2 separate regions of the Homo sapiens genome follow, and region 2 is linked to region 1. Evidence: chromatin loops called from intact Hi-C (ENCODE). Cell type or tissue: IMR-90. All regions are shown on one strand. Each heading gives the region's core, and the rest is flanking DNA. Links, peaks and the distances in the headings are about the cores only.

Region 1 (10,306 bases), core at 1,456-9,455:
AATCAAAAGTTATTATATTCAATTCTAATCTTATCTTCTACTTAATTCTGGCTACAAGTTGCCCATGATATTGGAAGAACTGTATCACATTTTGCCATTTGGTGAAATGAAGAAACACGACACTTAAGTCACCAGTTACGGTTCTTACTCTTCAAGATTCCAAAATGTCCAAAGTACCCTATGAATTCCCATGCTTTCCATGATTTTTCTGAGCATCCCCCTACCCAACGCAACCACCTTTATGCACACTGAAATGGCTGCCCCTGGGCCAGCTAAAACATCATCATCTTCATGAAGGAAATTAAAATCAGTTCAAACAGCCACTCAGAATGCAGACCAAAAACAACAACAAAAAAGAAAAACTCCAATCTCTTTTATTTTCAGAGGAAATAATCTATTAATTATAGTATAAGGATCTGGGGTCAACAGTATTTATATCAGAATTCCATTATTCTGTCCTTTTGAACAAAACTGTATTCATCCCATATGCACTAATTGGCAATAACCACGTTCAGCCAGCCAGGTATTTTGTTGAACGTTAAAATGTGAGAGCCTGCTTTATTGTATTTGGACAAGAATCACCCACATAATTATGACAGATGTAGAGTGTGGCATGAAATAAAAACACATAAGTTTATCAAACCAAAAAAGGTGTCTTTTTTACAAAGCCAGCAAAACTTAAAGCAGCAATTTACTAATTTTAATTATAACCCTGCTGTCTATGTTGTGCAAAGCAAATGCTGTCTCTGAAAAGGCATAAAAGCCTGACTGCCGAGAAGAAAATGATCAATGACAAGTGGAACAGCCACAGTTACCTCATGATCTGCACAAAGCCGATTCACAGAGCAGGCCTGATTTCTGCCACATGACTGGTATAAAGTAGGACAGAATAAACAGAGTGAACTTTGAAAAGGCAAGCAAGCCTTAAAAATATCATGGGAATGCCTTTCATCCGGGAAAGGTGACTAAGGCACAGGGAAGCAAAGGCAATAAACATTGTCCTGTTAATATAAGGAATTAGCACATTCAAGATTTCAGAATCAGATACAGGAAAGACGAGACTCAGAATTTATAAATTCTTTCCAATTATTTTTCTAGAGAACTTACAGATTTGCCATTACTCTGATTTTTAAGAGTGGTAGGGAAGGGAATTTTTTTAAAGAATCTCAAAGGCTCTAATGGGTCATTTTTTGCTGCAGTTATTTATTTGCCTTTCCTTTTTTGATGAGTAAACTTCAAAAACAAGTACTGACAATTCTACACCTGAAGTCACAGAGAGAAAATAATATTCTAGGTAGGCACCCTTTCTAAAAAAATTGGAATCCTAGATTCTACTCACACTGTATATAAGCAATTCCTCTTACACTTTCCATTGCTTCCCAGAGCCTACAGAATAAGGTTCAAATTCCTTTGTCTGGAGTTCGAGGCTTTTCACAATCCAGCTCCCATTCATCTTCCCAACTTGCTGCCATTACTTTCTTGCTTCAACCACAATCAAGATACTATTACGCCCCTTAAAAATTTTTACCTTTCTTAAAAATATGGTGCCTTCCTGCCCTTAATACTCCTCTTCCTGCTACGTAAATCCCAACAATTCTAAGAAACTTTTTCTGACTACCTCTCACAAAGGGATCGCTCTAATAATGCAATGTCTACAGCACTTACTGGCCCCATAACTCATCTGATGGTTACTTACAACCTAGTTTTTATTCATGGGTATAATAACCTCCTCTATAGAGCCAGTGAGCACTTTTATGACAGAGACGGGGTCTTACCACAGAGTAGAGGCTAGATATAGAGCTGTAAGATTGTTCCCCACCAGATCCACCGTGCCAGCACTCAAAGCATCTTTCCATCAGCACTCTAAAGGTAACACAGTACAAGCCTCTGAATACTATTTTGGGCAAATTACTTGACCTAAGCCTCAGTTTCCTCACCTATAAGATGGGGAAAATAGTGTCAACCTGGTGGGTTATATTAATATAAGGATCATGAGAGAACACAGGCAAAGCACACAGCACGGTCCCTGGCACACAGTGAGCTTTCCAGTGATGCTCATCATTATTAGCAACAGCTACTTAAAGTTTACTTCTGGTTTCCTGGAAAAAGCACAAGAGCAGAATTCAGTACACCTGAATTTGAGTCCCATTTCAATTTCTGCCTCATGGAAGCAACTTTTGCAAATGTCTTTTATAGCAGACAAGAGAGAAAAATATAGGCATTTCACCATCCACTCTTCCTACCTATTCAATTAAAGGGCTCGGCTCCCGCAGGCTATAATGCAAACTGTTAAAATAAAATTTACAAAGAATTTGGAATAGAAAAGAGTTTAAGTGTTACAATGTTAAGTGAAAATGACAGGATTACAATTCTGTTACTTAAAATCCAATGATAAGTCTGGCAGAACAAAACAAATGTTAACAGTGATTATCTTTGTACGGTAGAAAAACATGAGGATTTTTTCCCCTTATTTTTCACATTTTCTACCAAGGGTGTGTGGATGTGTGGGTGTGGGTGTGGGTGGGTGTGTGGGTGTGTGTGTGTATCTCAAACTGGAAAAAGGAATCAGTTTAAAAAAGATCCTAATGATCTCAAAAAGAAAAACAGTCTTTAAGAAACTGGGATTTTAATGTATAATAGCATGTCTAAACAAATGCAATTATTCTTCTGGTAGTCATTCCTAAATCTTTTTATAGACTAATTTGTATGGGTGTACTCGTCTAAAGGGTTGCATAACTTCCAAAATATTATGTTTTAATCTTACATGAATTCACAAAACACCCAGAGAGCGCTCACCACATTTAGCACCATGTTAAATAAGCATCATGGGGTACATAAAGGAGATAGACGATAAATCCCCTGCCTGAGAAAGCTTGTACTTTTTATAAACGTATTTATGTTTCATCTCCACAGTTGTATGGTAGAAATGCCAGAGGCCCGTATTCGATAAAGGAGCACAATAGGTGGTCAGTTTAGAGAAGAGTGAAATCATAACTGACTGCACTTACATTAATGGAGGAAGCCTTGGGTTGAGGCCTTAAAATAAACCTAAGTTTTGGAGAGGCAAAGAAGAGCTACATGCAAATGTAAGTTGAAAGGATAGTGGGCAAACCATAATATATCTGGTACACTATGCTAAAAAAATACATTAGAAGCTTGCTGCTTCAGTTATTTTTCCCTTGTAGAAACTAATAATGAAATAGTTTATTTATAACTTTACCATTTCAGGTTGCATATGAAAATGTATCAATGTGGAAATCACAAGTTCATTTTTCTTCTCATCTTGTTTGAAAGTTGAGACAAGGATTTCTTGCAATAATATAATTTTATTATCTAAGTAAACAGCTGGTAAAGTATTTCTAGGAGTTAATATCCACAGTGATTTAAGATATATCATAACAATAATATATTATTTCTTTTTACCAAAGAACAAATGAAAAACAATTATGCAAACATTATTTCATAAAACTTCATCTTAAAAGAAGTTAGTTACCTTATATTTGTGTGAATTGACTTAAATTATTTAAATGTAATACTTAAATATAAAAATTTAAGTTGTTAAAACTGATAGAAGGGAATGAGTATTTTGTGGCTTACAAAGTGGACAGAAAAATCACAATGGAGATAAATCCAAATGAGAAATATCGAAAAGACTGAAAAACTGAATGAGTTAATACGTAGCATAAACATTATTCTTCCTTTAAGCTACTCAAAACAATACAGACAAAAATGAGGCAATGTTTAGTCAGATCACTATTATTTTCCAAGTTTAAGATTAAATATTAAGGCAAGCCTCTCTTTTGCTTCCCCATCTCCCACCTCATTATCATTTAACCATAAAAAACATATCTTTGCTTGTTTTTAAAATCAATCCCCAACTTATCGGCATCCTTCTTCTCATACGCAGGTACTTTTAGCAAAAGGAAAGTGTTCCACACATGGGAAAACAGGGAGAGTGAGTGGCAAAATCGAGAGGATAAGCAAGGACAATAACAAAGCAGCTTTCTTTTTCCCTGGCTTTCTTTTTCCTTGGCTATTCTAAGGCTGCGGAACAGTGGTGCCTACTCAAAGGCTGAGGAAAAACAAAACTTTTCATGAACTCTAACTGTGAGCATGTGACCGGTACTCAAACGTCAAGACCTGGGTTGTCTCCCAAATGCCTCAACTGTCACATGGAACCACATGTTCCCCCAGGCACACCCATGGTTGTGCTGGAATTGTCGGTTGTTCTTTCTCTCCTCCTCCTATTCACCTTCAATTCATAACTGACCTAAGTGCATGCTCTGCCCTCACCCTTTCCTCAACAACTGAACCCCACTACTCTCCACGTGCTTCCAAACAGGGTTTGAAATAAAATTTTTCACCAGGCTTTAATAATTCACGGGGTAGATGGGTAATATGTCCCCAACAGCACAAGGGCAGGTTGCTATAGTAGTTAATCAAACATCTGGTACACTGATGGCTAAGTAACACTTACCAGCAAGGTGTATCTAAAATCAGGCTGAATAGAATGATTCACAAAACAAATCCTTATACTTTTTACTCGGCAACAATCACAGCCTCCATATATACGTTTCTAAAAAGGTTATATTTACAAATATTTTAGGCAATGGTGATTGTAACACAACCTCCTTTTACAAAAGACCCATAAAGTCAATTCTTATTTTCTTCAGACTCAATTTTCTTAATACAGTCACATACACAAAAGCATATTCACTTGAAAAAAAGAACAAATTTTATATGTCAGTAAGGATTTAAAATAGAGATTTATTTTAATCCAGTGATGTTTGTAAGTGGTGAGAACCATGACACTATACACTGTCCATTAGTAGGCAACAGAAAAATGCATTTTCCCATAATTCTGCCGTATAAATTAAGTAATAATGCTGAGAATAGGATAAATATTTTAGAAGGCAATTAAAAAATCAGATTGAAATTTATAAAAACTCATACTGAAGCTTGTAAATCTAAATTTGTCCTCCTGAGAATTTATTAATAGAATTTAAATAATGGTTAAAGCTAATTTTTAGTGAATGCTCACTGTGTGTCAGGTATTGAATAAGTGCTTTCCAAGCCTTATCAAATAATCAATACCAATGTGAAAAGAAATAAGAACAAATTACCTACATGTCACGTGCTTATGATGTCAATTTCACATAGCATTAATTCCACGAACTCACTCTCTAAATGCCATCAAATACTTACTCTGTAGCTAAAATTAGAAGATTTAGGCCCTAGACGCAGCTTCTTTGAGTTTGGTCCAAGAGAAATGCCAATTCCTTTACGAAAGCAAACTATAGCCTCTAGTGGTACATGCAAGAATAAGAAGTCTAGGCAACAAAAATATCTTTTGAAATTGCCAGAAGAAATCACCCAAATCAATTCTCTACTCTGATCTGCACGCCTCATTGTTTATTTACTAAAATCTTGTGATGAGTCTTTTTTAAAATTTATTATTATTATTTTTTTAGAGATGGGGTGTCACCAAGTTGCCCAGGCTGTTCTTGAACTCCTGAGCTCAAGCAACTGCCTGCCTTGGCCTCCCAAAGTGCTGGGATTACAGGCATGAGCTACTACACAAGGCCAGTAATGATACTTTTTAAATGCGTAAGAATTTTAAGTGAGCAAATAAAAGAGAATAAAAATAACCATTTCTTATAGAAAAGTTTCTGAAACAGTTTCCCATCCCTGTCTATGGATAGGGATCCCTTTGAATAAGGCACATAGAAAACAAGATATTAAAAAAGCATCATATTCTTTTATAAGCAGTTCATGGTTCCTACATTTAAACATGTTCTTTAACACATACACTATAGGTATGTTTTCTCACAACTTACAATTGCTATGAATCCCTTAAACCACGAAATGTAAATTCATGCTTTCCCAAGGCAATTTCCATCAGATCAACAAAGAGACCAGTGAGAACAATGAATGCAACATGCAAATCTGATTCTAATAATGTCAGATTAATCAGAAACAGTTTTGTTGTTGTTTGTTTGTTTGTTTGTTTGAGATAATGTCTCTGTCTCCAGGCTGGCGTGCAGTGGGACAATCATGGCTTACTGCAGCCTGGACCTTCCCAGGCCTAAATGATTCTCCCATCTCAGCCTCCTGAGTAGCTGGGACCACAGGTGCATGCCACTGTGCCTGCATAATTTTTTAATTTTTGTGGAGACAAAAATTAAAATTTAAAATTAAAAAATTTAAATATAAATTTTGTAGAGACAAAAGTGTTTCCCTATGTTGCCCCGGCTGGTCTCAAACTGTTAGGCTCAAACAATCCACCCACCTCAGCCTCCCAAAGTGTTAGGATTACAGGCATGAGCCACTGTGCCCAGCCTAGAGGGACAGTTCTTACAGTTTATTGTTTTTTTATAGAAAGTGAGTCCAAAATGCAAGAATAAGCCTTAATAATTATGCTAACATTTATCCTTATTACTCATATTCATAATACAAACCAACCTTCATAAGAGGAAGTTTAGACTGCAATCAGAACAAGTTTGTTATCAAAGACTTCTCACCTCCTCCTATTGGCCCTCCCTATTGCAGTTACTTTTTTTAACTCTGAGAGTTAGGGATCATTATTTATGGCATGCTACTGGGTTGAAAAGAGTGTAAAGACATAATAATATCCAATCATAAATAACTTATAATTACATTCAAATGAGATTCCAGGAAAGTTGAGGCACAGAGTAGTATCCACTGTCATACAAATCAAGGTTAGTTTGGGTTTATCATTACGCTTAGAGGCTCTAGGCTAGCTGATACTTCTTGTAAATGTCCTTTTCATTCAAGGTACCACACATAGCCCTTTAAGGAAAATAGATGTATGCTATGCCTAAGCTTTTAGGGAGCTCTAGTCAATTAAAAAGAAAGAGGAATCAGAGATTAAACTGAGAGAAGTGTTCTACCTGTGTCCTCGAATGTCAGACTGATCACATACTCCTCCAAGTGCAATCCTGTGGAACTCTCGACCTAGAGTCTTGGCCACTGATCTTCCCACACTTGTTTTACCAACTCCAGGAGGGCCAACAAAGCATAGGATTGGGCCCTTCAGGTTATTTTTGAGCTGTCTGACAGCCAAGTATTCCAGTACTCTTTTCTTCAATTTTTCCATGGCGTAATGGTCATTATCCAGAAGAATCCGGGCTGCCCTAATGTCCAGGCGGTCTGTCAAATAACCCAACAGAAATAATTAGAACACATAAAATTTTTAAGTTAAAGAACTCCTTTCAAGCATGACGAGGGCAAAATATTTTTTTTGAAAATAGATGTGATAAGAACAGACTTGGATCTTTCTAGATGAGGATTCTAGGAGATCTGCATTTGGTTTGGTTTCTCTGCTTAAGACTTAGTGTCCCCAGAGATAGTAGGCACTACACAATTAAAAACTCAATGTTCATATCATTTTATTTGGAATGATTTTCTAGTTATGCATTACTTCTTAATTTCTACATATTGTATGTGTGCTGGCATTTGTTTTTTAAAAAAAAGGGTGATTTTTTTCCTTATTTCAGTAGTAACATATGTTCATTCCAGAAAACCTGATAACACTAACAGAAAAGAAGAAAACAGTTACCCATAATCTCATGCCCCCAAGAGATCACCACTACCTTTACTTCAGTATGTGTAATTCCAGGCTGTGTGCGTGCATTTACAAACCTATTTTTCAAAATGGGATTTTATGGGGCCTTTAAGTTTTGTAAAATGTTTTTTTCACTTAATATATGACAGACAACTTTCACTGTCACACATATATTTATCAGTAACATTCTATGGTTACTTAATGTTCCATTACTAAATTATCTATATTCATTTAACTAATTCCCTACTGCTGAGCATTCAAGTTGTTTACACATCTTTACATTTATAAAAGATGCTTCAACTGTGCATCACTGGAACTAAATCTTCCCATATATCTGCAATGATTTCTTTCAGCTTATCTTCTATGAACAGAAGTGCTGGGTCAAAAAAAAAAAAAAAAACAGATGATGTAAAGAATTGCCTAATTGCCACACAGAAAGTTGTATCAAAGTCTCACCAGAAGTGTATGAGTTAGGCTTTGTTTCTAGAGCCAAGCTTTCAACAGGTTTACTAATAAGATTTAGCATTTAAAATACTCAGATTAAACACCAGGTAACAGAAGCCAAAATGAATTCACTAGCTGGGTGGCTGCCAGGGTATAATACACAGCCACCTGATCATGCTGGCAGTGAAAGAAGAAGATGGGAGAGAGAAATACACAGAAATCTTTTAATTAATTAATACATATCTTTTAATTAATTATTTAGAATTTGCTAAGGATATTTCATAAAGGAAAAAAATGGCCTGAGATGGTAATTTGGTTCCCAAGCTAGTCCCCCAAAAAACCTAGCTAAGCAGTAAACTATATAATTTAATTATAGTACTATTGATTTTAGTCAGAGTCCTAGGTGAGTGAAGTAGGAGAAGAACAACTAAAATTTCTTCCCCCTTTCCTGGCTCCAGAACCCAACCAATGAATATATGAAGAAGTGAAAGATAGAGAGTTTCTCAATTGTTTCACAGTGCTAGCCCTGACACTAAAACCTACCACAGTAAACATAAAAGAAAACCTCAGACAAATCTTTTTATATAGCTGTAAATATTAAAATGCTAGTAAATCAAATCTATAAAGAATAATATACTAAGTCCCAGTGGGATTTATTTTAGTTATGCAAACATGGTTCAGTGTTAGGTCATCAATGTCATCATGTTCAAGAAGAGTAAGTTTCCATCAAAATATCATCTTGTACCTAAAAAGGTACTTGTTATAATGCGTTATCCATTCATGATTAACACATTCAGTAAGGTAAGAATAAAAGTCAAGATAATTTAGAAAAGACTGAAAACACTGTGAAGAAATTTCTTGCAAGAAATATGCCAAGTAAAGACAATTTTAAAAGTTCTTTCAATCTTTTAAGTAAAGGTGATTTCCATGCTGTATAAATTATTTTCTATCTTTTCTATACAGGATATATTTTTCTAATTATTCTCTTTAATGATTCAGAAAGCATGCTTCCTGTTTTGAATAACATGTGATTACATGTAAAAAATTTTTCAAATTTCAATATAAATTTCCTTATTTATAATTAGAAGATTGAAATGGTATCTACTGACTCCTCTAAGCTGGGAAAATCTGCAAACATATTTCCTACAACTCTTTCCTCTCTGCTTTCCTTTTTGTTTTCGGTTACTATCTGAGATCTCTACTTGGTAGGTAAACTTCTCTTTCAGAAATTATGAATGGGGGGCCAGGCTCGGTGGCTCACACCTGTAATCCCAACACTTTGGGAGGCCGAGGTGGGAGGATCACTTGAGGTCAGGAGTTCGAGACCAGCCTGGCCAACATGGTGAAACCCCATCTCTACTAAAAACACAAAAATTAGCTGGGCATGGTGGCAGGCGCCTGTAATCCCTGCTACTCAGTAGACTAGGGCAGGAGAGTCACTTGAACACAGGAGGCAGGGGTTGCAGTGAGCTGAGATCACACCACTGCACTACAGCCTGGCCGACAGGGCAAGACACCATCTCAAAAAACGAACAAACAAACAAACAAAGATATTTAGGCTGGACACAGTGGCTCAGGTCTGTAATCCCAGCACTTTTGGAGGACAAAGCAGGCAGATCACTTGAGGCCAGAAGTTCGAGACCAGCCTGGCCAATGTAGTGAAACCCTGTCTCTACTAAAAATACAAAAATGAGTTGGGTGTGGTTGCAAGCGCCTGTAATCCCAGCTACTTGAGAGGCTGAGGCAGGAGAATTGCTTGAACCCAGGAGGCGGAGGCTGCAGTGAGTCAAGATCACACCACTGCACTCCAGACTGGGTGACAGAGCGAGACTCCATCTCAAAAATATATATATGAATGGCATTTTCATGGTTTTATAACCACACTCACAATTATCTAGACATAATCCTGTGTAGTAATGGTTTAGGAGCTTAACATGACTCCTTTTATACCATAATTTATTCATCTTCAGTTCTTTGTGCTATGTGCAATGCTAAACAATGGAATTATTTTCATGATGGATACATGGCTGCTACACATCTCTAGTGCTGACACACATGGCATCTCAGAGTACCAAGAAATGTTTCCTTTCAACTAAAAGGCAGTATTTTGTCACGACATGCAAACATTACATAAATTTAAAAATAAATTTACTACCACAGTTCACAGTAGCTTTATTTTTTGATATTTTATTAAATATTTTTATTTCATTTATTATTTTATTTTTTTAAATAGAGTTGGGGTCTTCCTGTGTTACTCATGCTGGTCTCAAACTCCTG
Region 2 (10,306 bases), core at 838-8,837, 49 kb before region 1:
TGGAATCTAAAGAAGTTGATCTTACAGAAACAGAGAGTAGAACAGTGGTTACAAGAGACTGGCAAGGGGAGAGATAGTGGGGATGGGGAGAGATTGGTCAATGGGTACAAAATTGCAGATAAATAGGAGGAATAAGTTCTGGTGTTCTACTGCAGGGGTCCCCAAACCCTAGGCTGTGGACTGGTCAGTACCAGTCCATGGCCTGTCAGGAGGAGGTGAGCAGCGGGTGGGCAAGCATTACGGCCTGAGCACCGCCTCCGGTCAGATCAGCAGCGGCATTAGATTCTCATAGGAGCTCAAACTCTATTGTGAATTATGAACTGTGCATGTGAGGGATGTAGGGTGGGTGCTCCTTATGAGAATCTAATGCTGATGATCCGAGGTGGAAGAGTTTTATCCTGAAACCACCACCCCACAGGTCCGTGGAAAAACTGTCTCCCATGAAATTGGTCCCTGGTGCCAAAAAGGTTGGGGACCACTGTTCTATTGCACAGTGACTATGGTTAACAGTATTGTATATTTCAAAATAGCTAGAATAGAGAATTTTAAATATACTTACCACAAAGAAATGATAAATATATGAGGTGACAGATATGCTAAACAGCCTGATTTGATTTTTACACAATGTATACATGTACTGAAACATCACACTATACCCCATAAATATGTATATTATGTAGCAATTAAAAAAAAGAACAAATGGGGCCCCAGTTTCCGTATCAATAAAATGAAAGTCAGATTGGATAAACTCCACTCTCCCATACCATTCGTCATAGGGCCTTACCAAAAGAGTCAATTGTGGTTTGTTGAATTAGACCAAATTTCGGCTATGTAATTCTTAAATTTTATCAACATCTGTGAAAAATGACAAATCATCAAAATACTTATTAATCTGCCAAAGAATTACTGTTTTTAATGCTAATTTTGTCAAGTAAACAAATATTTTTAATCAGTGAAAAGTAATTATGTAACAATTATTTTTGAATGATTAAAATTTTTCTTGCAAGCTGATGGAGTAGGAGCAAAATGGAATGTGGAGACGGCTGTACTTGTGTCAGGGACAAGAAGTGTGTTACTGGGGATATAAATAACAACATGGCAGAGGGGTTATGTGTGAGGAGGAGATGTTTACATCTCAACTGTTTGACACACGATTTCAGACCTTGTTTAAGCATGGAGAGAAAGACACATATGGTTGTGGTTATACAAACAATCAAGTGGTTTTGTTTTAACTGAGCCTACTTTAAAAGTGACATGAAATGCTGAGATTTCGAGTGGCTTTCTTATTGCACAAAATTGCAGAAATATGTGTCACAAGGCTAAACTGACAAGGATATGATGCATCTAAGGACCTTCCCATGGTAAGGCAGAAAAGGAAAAGCAAAGTATCTTTTGAAAAAAATCAGAAAAACCTGAGTATTTCCAACTGTATAATTCGTGCTGTCATTTCAGGTTAATCTTTTCCAAAACAACATCTTCCCAGCCAGAGGAATTGTGCTAAGTGCAACTGAGATTCAAGTTACTGACCAGGGCTGCCAAGGCATTTGGGTCTGCATATTTTCAATGTTTTTTATTTTTTTAAAGGAACTAGCTATAATGGAGAAATCTGTAGATCAAATGCCCAGAAGAACCTTCAGGCCAGCAATAAATCCTTTTTCTTTCTGTTGGTATTTTCTTCATTATTTTGGGGGTGGCAACACAACCTTACGATTACCAAATACATTTTCTTTCAAGTTTACCTACTGAACATTTCTACATAATAACCACTGAGATACAGATGGAAGTTATGACTGTGAGGTATTTTTCAATTTTAGTTGTTTTTTTTTTTTTTTGGAGACAGAGTCTCACCTGTTGCCCAGGCTGGAGTGCAGTGGCACAATCTCAGCTCACTGCAACCTCCGCCTCCCAGGCTCATGTGATTCTCATGCCTCAGTCACCCAAGTAGCTGGGACAACAGGCGTGTGCACCACCACACCTGGCTAATTTTTTGTATTTTTAGTAGAGACGGGGTTTTGCCATGTTGGCCAGGTTAATCTTGAACTCCTGAGCTTAAGTAATCCACCCGCCTTGGCCTCCCAAAGTGCTGGGATTACAGGCATGAGCCAACGGACCTGGCCATTCTTCAATTTTAGTGGCAATTATCTATTATGAAAAAAACAAACAAACAAAAGGGTATCTGCAAACATTTTTCCACTATTTTTCCATCAAAATGAATTTAGAGATGTAAGCAAATGACCTTTTCATGTCCATTTACTATAAGTAATTTTTATAAGCTACCATATCTTTAGTAAGTAAAATAGAGCTTTCAATGATCAGTTCAGTGCCTCCACAGAGGTTAAAAATTAGCAATTATTTCACTTAAAAATTGTTTATCTACCTCTTCCAATAGACTACACATTATTTTCTCTTTAATCAGCTTCCCAGAATCCAATTTAGAACTTGAACATATAGTGGGTATAGTCACGCACTGCATAACAACATTTTGGTCAAAGGCAGACCACATATATGACAGAAGTCCCAGAAGACAACAACGGACCTGAAAGATTCCTATTGCCTAGTGATGTTGTAGCCCCGTTAGGGCAATGGAATGCATTACCCAAATCTTTGTGGTGATGCTTGGTGTACACAAACCTATTGTGCTGCCAGCTGTATAAATGCACAGCACGTACAATTACATACAGTACATAATACTTCATAGTCATAGTGAGTGACTATGTTATTGGTTTATGTACTTACTATGCTTCATTTAAAAAAAATTTTTTATTCTTATATATATTTTTAGAGGTGGAGTCTCGCTATGTTGCCCAGACTGGTCTTGAACTCATGGGTTCAAGCAATCTTCCTGCCTCAGCCTCCTGAGTAGCTGGGACTACAGGCACACACTATCGTGCCTGGACTATACTATGCTTTTCATCATTATTTTAGAGTGTACTCCCTTCTGTAAAAAAGAAGTTAACTGTAAAACAGCCTCAGGCAGGTCCTTCAGAAGGTAGAAGGCACTGTTATCCATGCATGTTACTGCCTCTGAAGACCTTCCAGTGGGCCAAGATGTGGAAGTGGAAGACAGTGAAACTGAAGATCCTGACCTAGTTCAGGACTGGGCTAATGTGTGTCTGTGTCTTTGCTTTTAACAAAGAAGTTTAAAAAGTAAAACAATTTTTAAAAAAGCTTATATACAGTAAGGATATTAACCCATTTATGCCAGAAGTTGTGAATTTTTTTTTGTGAAAAATCAGACCTTGGCAATGACCTTGAGCAGTAGGATATAAATAACTCCCACAAGCTTAGTGTTCCAATAATGGAGCACTAGGCATAAATGGGGTAAAAATATTTTTTGTATAGCTATACAGTGTATTTGTGTTTTAAGCTGAGTGTTATTATAAAAGATTTGAAAAGTTTTAAAAAGCTGGGTGTGGTGGCACACACCTGTAATCCCAGCTACTTAGGAGGATGAGGTAGAAGGATCACTTGAGCCCAAGAGTTCAAGACCAGCCTGAGCAACACAGCCTGTCTCAAAAAAAGAAAAAGAAGTAAAAAAAAAAAAAGAAAAAAATTAAAAAATACAGGCTAAGTGTACAGTGTTAATAAGTCTATAGTAGTATATACACAGTAATGTCCTAGGCTTTCACATTCACTCCCACTCACTTGCTGACTCACGCAGAGCTACTTCCAGTCCTGCAACTCCATTCATGGTAAGTGCCTTTATACAGAAGTACCAGCTTTTATTTGTTGTTTATTTTTTCTTTATTGTTCATCTGTTGTTTAGATATACAAATACCACTCTGTTATAATTGCCTACAGTATTCAGTATAGTCACATGCTGTAGAAGTTTATAGCCTAGGATTAACAGGCTATACCATATAGCCTAGGTGTGTAGAAAGCTATACCATCTAGGTTTGTGTAAGTACACTCTATGATGTTTCCACAATGACAAAATTTCCCAGGGATGCACTTCTCAGAACATTATCCCCATCATTAAGCAACGCATATGACTATTCAGTAAATGCTAGCTGACTCACTGATTGAATAAACTGGTATAAACAAGGGCCCAAAACATAGGAATCCATCTTTAGTACCAGACAAGAAAGTTTGCACCCCTGTTTTCAGTGGGTTTTATGTATTAATAAATCTCATTTCCTGTATTAGAGATTCAGAAAATATTCCTAGACAATTATTTAGATGAGTAGTTAAAATGCAGAGACCTTTTGTAATATTTTTTTTAAAACCATTAAGTATTGCTTTAATACTCTTGTAACTTGAGTTTGTTTTGATAATGTATAACAATGACAACCAAAGGTCACTGCAGGCCGGGCGCGGTGGCTCACGCCTGTAATCCCAGCACTTCAGGAGGCTGAGACAGGTGGATTTCTTGAGCTCAGGAGTTTGAGAACAGCCTGAGCAACATGGCAAAACCTGTGGTCCCAGCTACTCTAGGGACTGAGGTGGGAGGACAGCTTAAGCCCGTGAGGTGGAGGTTGCAGCAAGTTGAAACCAGGCCACTCCACTCCAGTCCGGGTAACAGAGCCAGACTCTGTTTTAAGGTCAATGCATTTTCCTATATGATTCATTTAACAGAATGATGACTTTATAATTATTTGATAATATTTTATTTTCCTGTCCCCAATTGGAATTCAAATAACAAATGTTTGGCTCCTATTATAGTTAGATTTTTGCCTTCATTGAAGCTTCCTCCCGGTCTGTACAGGCAAACAAGTCTCTCTTAAACCAGGCCAATATTGATGAGGGATAAATCAGTAAATCAGTGTAAATGTCAGACTCAGAAAATAATATTTAGTATATCTTCATGATATTGGCAGTATATACCAACATGATATTTTCACCTCAACGTTAGACCACCGCCTGATTTTAGAAGTTTGGACATAGCATACTGCCTAGTATCCCATCAAATGCAATGGATTTAGCACAGAAAGTGTTACTCTCTAGATCTATTTTTTTTTTTTAATAATCTTGGCTTATTTGTAAAATCCAATTAGCTCTAACAACACTACAAACCCCTGAAGCTTAGTACCAATGAGCCAGTGCCTAAACTCTTGTCTCTGAAACCCATATTCCTCAACAGCAACCTTAGTTCCTTGGAAAATTATAAATTCTTATTTGTCCTGAGCTACTAATACAATCAAAGGAAAGGTAAGAATGAACAAGATGAAACAAGACTTTAAATACTGAAAATGCAAAACCGAATCCAAACTTCTAACCCCTATCTGTGCAACCTGGGTCTTTGATAAGAAATCAGCTCAAGTTTGATGGATATTCTACAGTATAAACTTCAATGCGGGCTTAGAAAAATTCTTTTTTTTTTTTTTTTTTTTGAGACAGAGTCTTACTCTGCTGCCCAGGCTAGAGTGCAGTGGCGTGATCTCGGCTCACTGCAACCTCCGCCCCCCAAGTTCAAGCGATTCTCCTGCCTCAGCCTCCCGAGTAGTTGAGATTACAGGCCCCTGCCACCATGCCTGGCTAATTTTTGTATTTCAGTAGAGATGGGGTTTCACCATCTTGGCCAGGCTGGTCTTGAACTCCTGACCTCGTGACCCACCCACCTCGCCCTCCCAAAGTGCTGGGATTAAAGGCGTGAGCCACCACGCCTGGCCAAAAAATTCTTACAGGCACACGCACAAAAAATAATCTGTGTCAGCTAGCCTTCAAGATGGTGCCCAGATATCCCATCCCCATGGAGTTAGTGCCTCCCATATCATACCAGGGTTGGGCTGTGTGACCAAGAGAATATGGCAATAGTGATGGGTATAAAAGACTGCAGTTTTGTCTTGATTCTTACTCTCCCTGCTTCTCTCACACATCATTCCCTCTGGGAGAAGCCAGCTGTCACAGCCTTGCCCTAGGGAGAGACACATTACCTCTTACCAGAGATAAGAAACTGAAGGCTCTGGCCAAGTCAGCAAGGAACTGAGGTCAGCTAACAGCCATGTCAGTGGGCTATATAATATAAAACTATATTAATTTTATATTAAAACTAATATAAAATCCAAAAGATAGGAAGATCCTGTAACAAGTAGAAGACTGTTCCAAGAAGACAAAGACAGGAATTTAGCAAAAAGTTACACAAAGCACAGAGGTTACTTTTTATTTTTTTTGAGAGAGTCTTGCTCTGTCATCCAGGCTAGAGTGCAGTGGCTTGATTTTTGGCTCACTGCGACCTCCACCTCTTGGGCTCAAGTGATTCTCCTGCCTCACCCTCCCAAGTAGCTGAGATTACAGGCACCCACCACCATGCCCAACTAATTTTTTCTATTTTTAGTAGAGACAGGGTTTCACTGTGTTGGCCAGGCTGGTCTCGAACTCCTGGCCTCAAGTGATCTGCCTGCCTCGGCCTCCCAAAGTGCCAGGATTACAGGCATTAGTCACCATGTCTGGCCACAGAGGTTACTTTCTAAACATTAAATTTAGCATTTTCTGTTAACATAAATGCACTCATGGCCGTAGACGAGAATGGATATGTTTCAGATTTGGAGAAGAATAGTCAAAAAAAAAAAAAGCTGAAAGGATCAAAAGCACTTGATTCTCTTGCAGAGCCAGCTTCCTGTTTTGGTTGAGGAAGGAGCTGCACTTAAAATAACTAGCATAAAGCATGCTTAGGGCTTGCAAAGTCAATGGCAGGAAGCCACAACAAAGAGCTCTGAAAGCAGCCCAACAGAAGGCTGATTCCTCCTGGAGAACTGCATCCTGAGAAAGGCTAAGAGAAGAGGCGCTTGCATAGTCAGTGAGTGGGAACGAACACAAGCCCATCAGCATGTGGCTCTCCTCTGTGACACTCTGACCCCTTGGCTCTAGGTATACTTGCTTACGTGGCAGGATACCTTTCTCCCACTCACCACATTCTTGCCAATAGTTAAAGGTGTGGTAAAGTGGGAGAATGAAAGTCAATGAATGAAAAGAACTAGTGCTGTAAAATTCAAATATTTTATTTTGATGAATTTTATTTTCTTTCTTTTTTTGAGGCAGAGTCTTGCTCTGTTGCCCAGGCTAGAGTGCTGTGGTGTGATCTCGGCTCACTGCAATCCCCGCCTCCCAGGTTCAAATGATCCTCCCATCTCAGCCTCCCAAGTAGCTGGGACTACAGGTGTGTGCCACCACGCCCAGCTAATTTTTGTATTTTTAGAAGAGATGGGGTTTCACCATGTTGGCCAGGCTGGTCTCAAACTCCTGACCTCAAGTGATCTGCCCTCTTCAGCCTCCCAAAGTGCTGGGATTACAGATGTTAGCCACCACACCTGGCTTTTGATGCATTTTAAATTGAGGTTGTCTGGAAAGCAAGCCCTAAGCATGCTTTATGCTAGTTATTTTAAGTGCAGCTCCTTCCTCAACCAAAACAGGAAGCTGTCCCTGCGAGAGAATCAAGTGCTTTTGATCCTTTCTGCATTTTTTTTTTTTAACTATTCTTCTCCAAATCTGAAAAACCACATCCCGGGAGTACCACATAATAAAAGGATGTATATCAAGGAATTAAGGATGTAATACCTACTTCCTTCCACTACATTAGGTTGATTTCACTGTCCCACCTAAGGCAAATACAGCAGATAAACAACAAATCTCCAAATGCAACTCACACAAAATAGGATCCATATTGAGCTACAAAAATTGTCATTGAGGGAGACAGACTTGTGGTCTAGCCAGCCAAAGCTTTGTGGTCAGCAGGGGGCTCAAGGAATCTATCATAAGAGGACAGGCCTGTCATCACTGACATCAAATCTTATTGCTTATGACTCACCACCCAACCACTAGCCTTTTCTCCAACTTACAGCTTCTCTTTTCCTACAGACTGGAAAATGGATAGCCAAGTTTATAAAGACATGTCTGTTAACCAAGTCAAACAGGCAAAGCATGGTGTTTACTGAGGAATGTTGTGAAGGGATTTATAAATCAAATCACAGTCAAAGTAGGTGGCTACTAAAGATCCTACTCAAATGAGATTTTATAATAGTCAATTATATAGGTAGAAGCCTAAAGCTACAAAACAAAAGCAATGTTTCTTCTTAGTTTTGTTGTTTTTTCCCCCTCTTTTCTTTGGGATTTGAGGTAGAATTGAGTATCACCATAATTCAGAATTGACAGAGTAGATGGTATGTTTAGAATCATAAAACATTTAGTCAAAAGTAATTCTGAAAATTAGAGGTTGTCAAAGCAACTGGGACTTCATTGGCAAAATCCCAATAAAGGAAGAAACCAAAAAGAAGGATCTCAAAAATCTGCACTTAAATCCCCCTCAAGCTGTTGACTAACTCCTAAGTTGAATGTATTCAGGGTGAGTCTTTTAGAAACCCAGGAGAAAGGAGAAGCCAGGATGCTAAAGACCTGATTGGATTTTCATGTGAGAACTCAGAAAGATCATGCTCTAGAAGTAAGGGTCACCCACGAAGGAATAAGAACTACATCCTGGGAGTACCACATAATAAAAATAAAGACTGTATCCCAGTAATAAGACCCAAACTGAAATTGACGAGTCCTGACAAAGCCTAAAACTCAGCCTTGACAGGACAGAGTGACAGGTTGGTACTGTAGTTACCAATCAGAAGAAAATGTAACACTTTTCAGAGGATAATAGTTACAGCCCTTGTATTTTTCATCCAATGTCTGGCATCCAGTAAAAAAATACAAGAAATGCTAAAAAACAGAACAAAAAACTAGAAATCAAGGGGGAAAAAAAGGTAATACAAACAAAACAAACACCAAACATAACTGAATCAGATAATGGAGTGTTAAGGTAGAGATTTTCAAAATAATGACTAGCATGTCCAAGAAAATAGGGAAAAGGAGGGATTAAATAGATAAAAAGATAGAAAATATCAATGGAGAATCTATTGGAGTCCATATATATACAAAGAATCCTGGCCGGGTGTGGTGGCCCATGCCTGTAATCCCAGCACTTTGGGAGGCCAAGGTGGGTGGATCACTTGAGGTCAGGAGTTCAAGACCAGCCTGGCCAACATGGTGAAACCCCGTCTCTACTAAAAATACAAAAATTGGTCGGGTGTGGTGGCGGGCGCCTGTAATCCCAGCTACTCGGGAGGCTGAAGCAAGAGAATCACTTGAACCTGGGAGGTGAAGGTTGCAGTTAGCCAAGGTCACGCCACTGCATGCCAGCCTGAGCAACAGGGCGAGACTCCGTCTCAAAAAAAAAAAAAAAAAAAAAGAATCCAATGGGCTGGGCGCGGTGGCTCATGCCTGTAATCCCAGCACTTTGCACTTTGGCAGGCAGAGGAGGGCAGATCACCTAAGGTAAGGAGTTCGAGACCAGCCTGGCCAACACGGTGAAACCCCGTCTCTACTAAAAATACAAAATTAGCTGGGTATGGTGGTACACGCCTGTAATCCCAGCTACTCAGGAGGCTGAGACATCAGAATCGCTTGAATCCAGGAGGCAAAGGTTGCAGTAAGCCAAAATCGTGCCACTGCACTTTAGCCTGGGTGACAGAGTGAGACTCTGTCTTAAAGAAAGAAAAAAAAAATATCCAGTGGCCATTCTAAAAGTAAAAAAAAAAAAAAAAAAAAATTACAATATGGTAATTAAGAACTTCATAGGCTTAATAGCAGACCACAAAAAAATAGAAGAAAGCAATAACAAACTGGAATACAGGGCAACAGAAAATATCTAAACTGAATGAGAGAGAAAAATTAACAAACAAAAAAAAAATAGAAAGGAGGATAAGAGACAGTGAAGGGCTCTCTTCTCAGAATCCCAGAAGGAAGAGTAAAAAAATGGGAAGAATATTTGAAAAGATAATGGCCAAAATCTTTCCAAAACCAATAAAAGAGTATACAAATTCAAGAAAGTCAGTGCTATGGTTTAAATGTTTGTCCCCTTCAAAATTCATGTTGAAATTTAACTGCCATTGTAACAATATTAAGTAGTGAGACTTTTAAGAGGTCAGTAGGCCATGAAGTAACAAGTTGCTCTTAGGTTCCTGAAGATTCTGCCCTTATGGGTGAGACTGATATCCTTATAAAAGAGTGAGTTCAGGCCCCCTTCTCTTTCTTTGCCCTTCTGCCATGTGAAGATGCAGCAAGAAGGTTCCTGTCAGAAGCTGGCACCTTGACATTGGACTCTTCAGCCTCCAGAACTGTGAACCAATACATTTCTGCTCATTTAAAATTACCCAGTCTGTGGTATTCTGTTACAGCAACACAGAACGAACTGTCAGCAAATCTCAGGTTGAATAAACAAGTAAAATCACACTTCACCACATGATTGTCTGACATGTCTGTTAACAAAGTCAAACAGGCAAGGCATAGTGTTTACTGGAGAATGTTGAGAATTAAATCAGGGTCAAAC

Evidence for each region. Peaks named below come from ENCODE experiments on the same cell type or tissue, not always from the same donor. Only the 100,000 strongest peaks of a DNase experiment are listed, where the experiment ranks them.
Region 2: it touches region 1 in a loop (4-fold over the local background); 5 of 110 quality-filtered maps call a loop at or near these places.

Annotation. Positions count from the first base shown.
Region 1 is chr16:48,266,880-48,277,185 of GRCh38, reverse strand. It overlaps LONP2 (lon peptidase 2, peroxisomal), which reads right to left. Exons shown (of 15, transcript NM_031490.5): 7 at 6,912-7,170. Among named protein-coding and RNA genes, the nearest start is that of ABCC11, 24 kb to the right of the region's middle. In IMR-90, for the core only: a CTCF peak has its summit at 5,333; no DNase peak of the experiment used is centred there.
Region 2 is chr16:48,315,184-48,325,489 of GRCh38, reverse strand. All of the region lies in intron 11 of LONP2 (lon peptidase 2, peroxisomal), which reads right to left. Among named protein-coding and RNA genes, the nearest start is that of SIAH1, 65 kb to the left of the region's middle. RefSeq lists an enhancer at 5,667-6,289. In IMR-90, for the core only: a CTCF peak has its summit at 7,522; DNase peaks (open chromatin) are centred at 1,189, 3,649, 3,979 and 7,739; H3K27ac peaks cover 1,541 bases.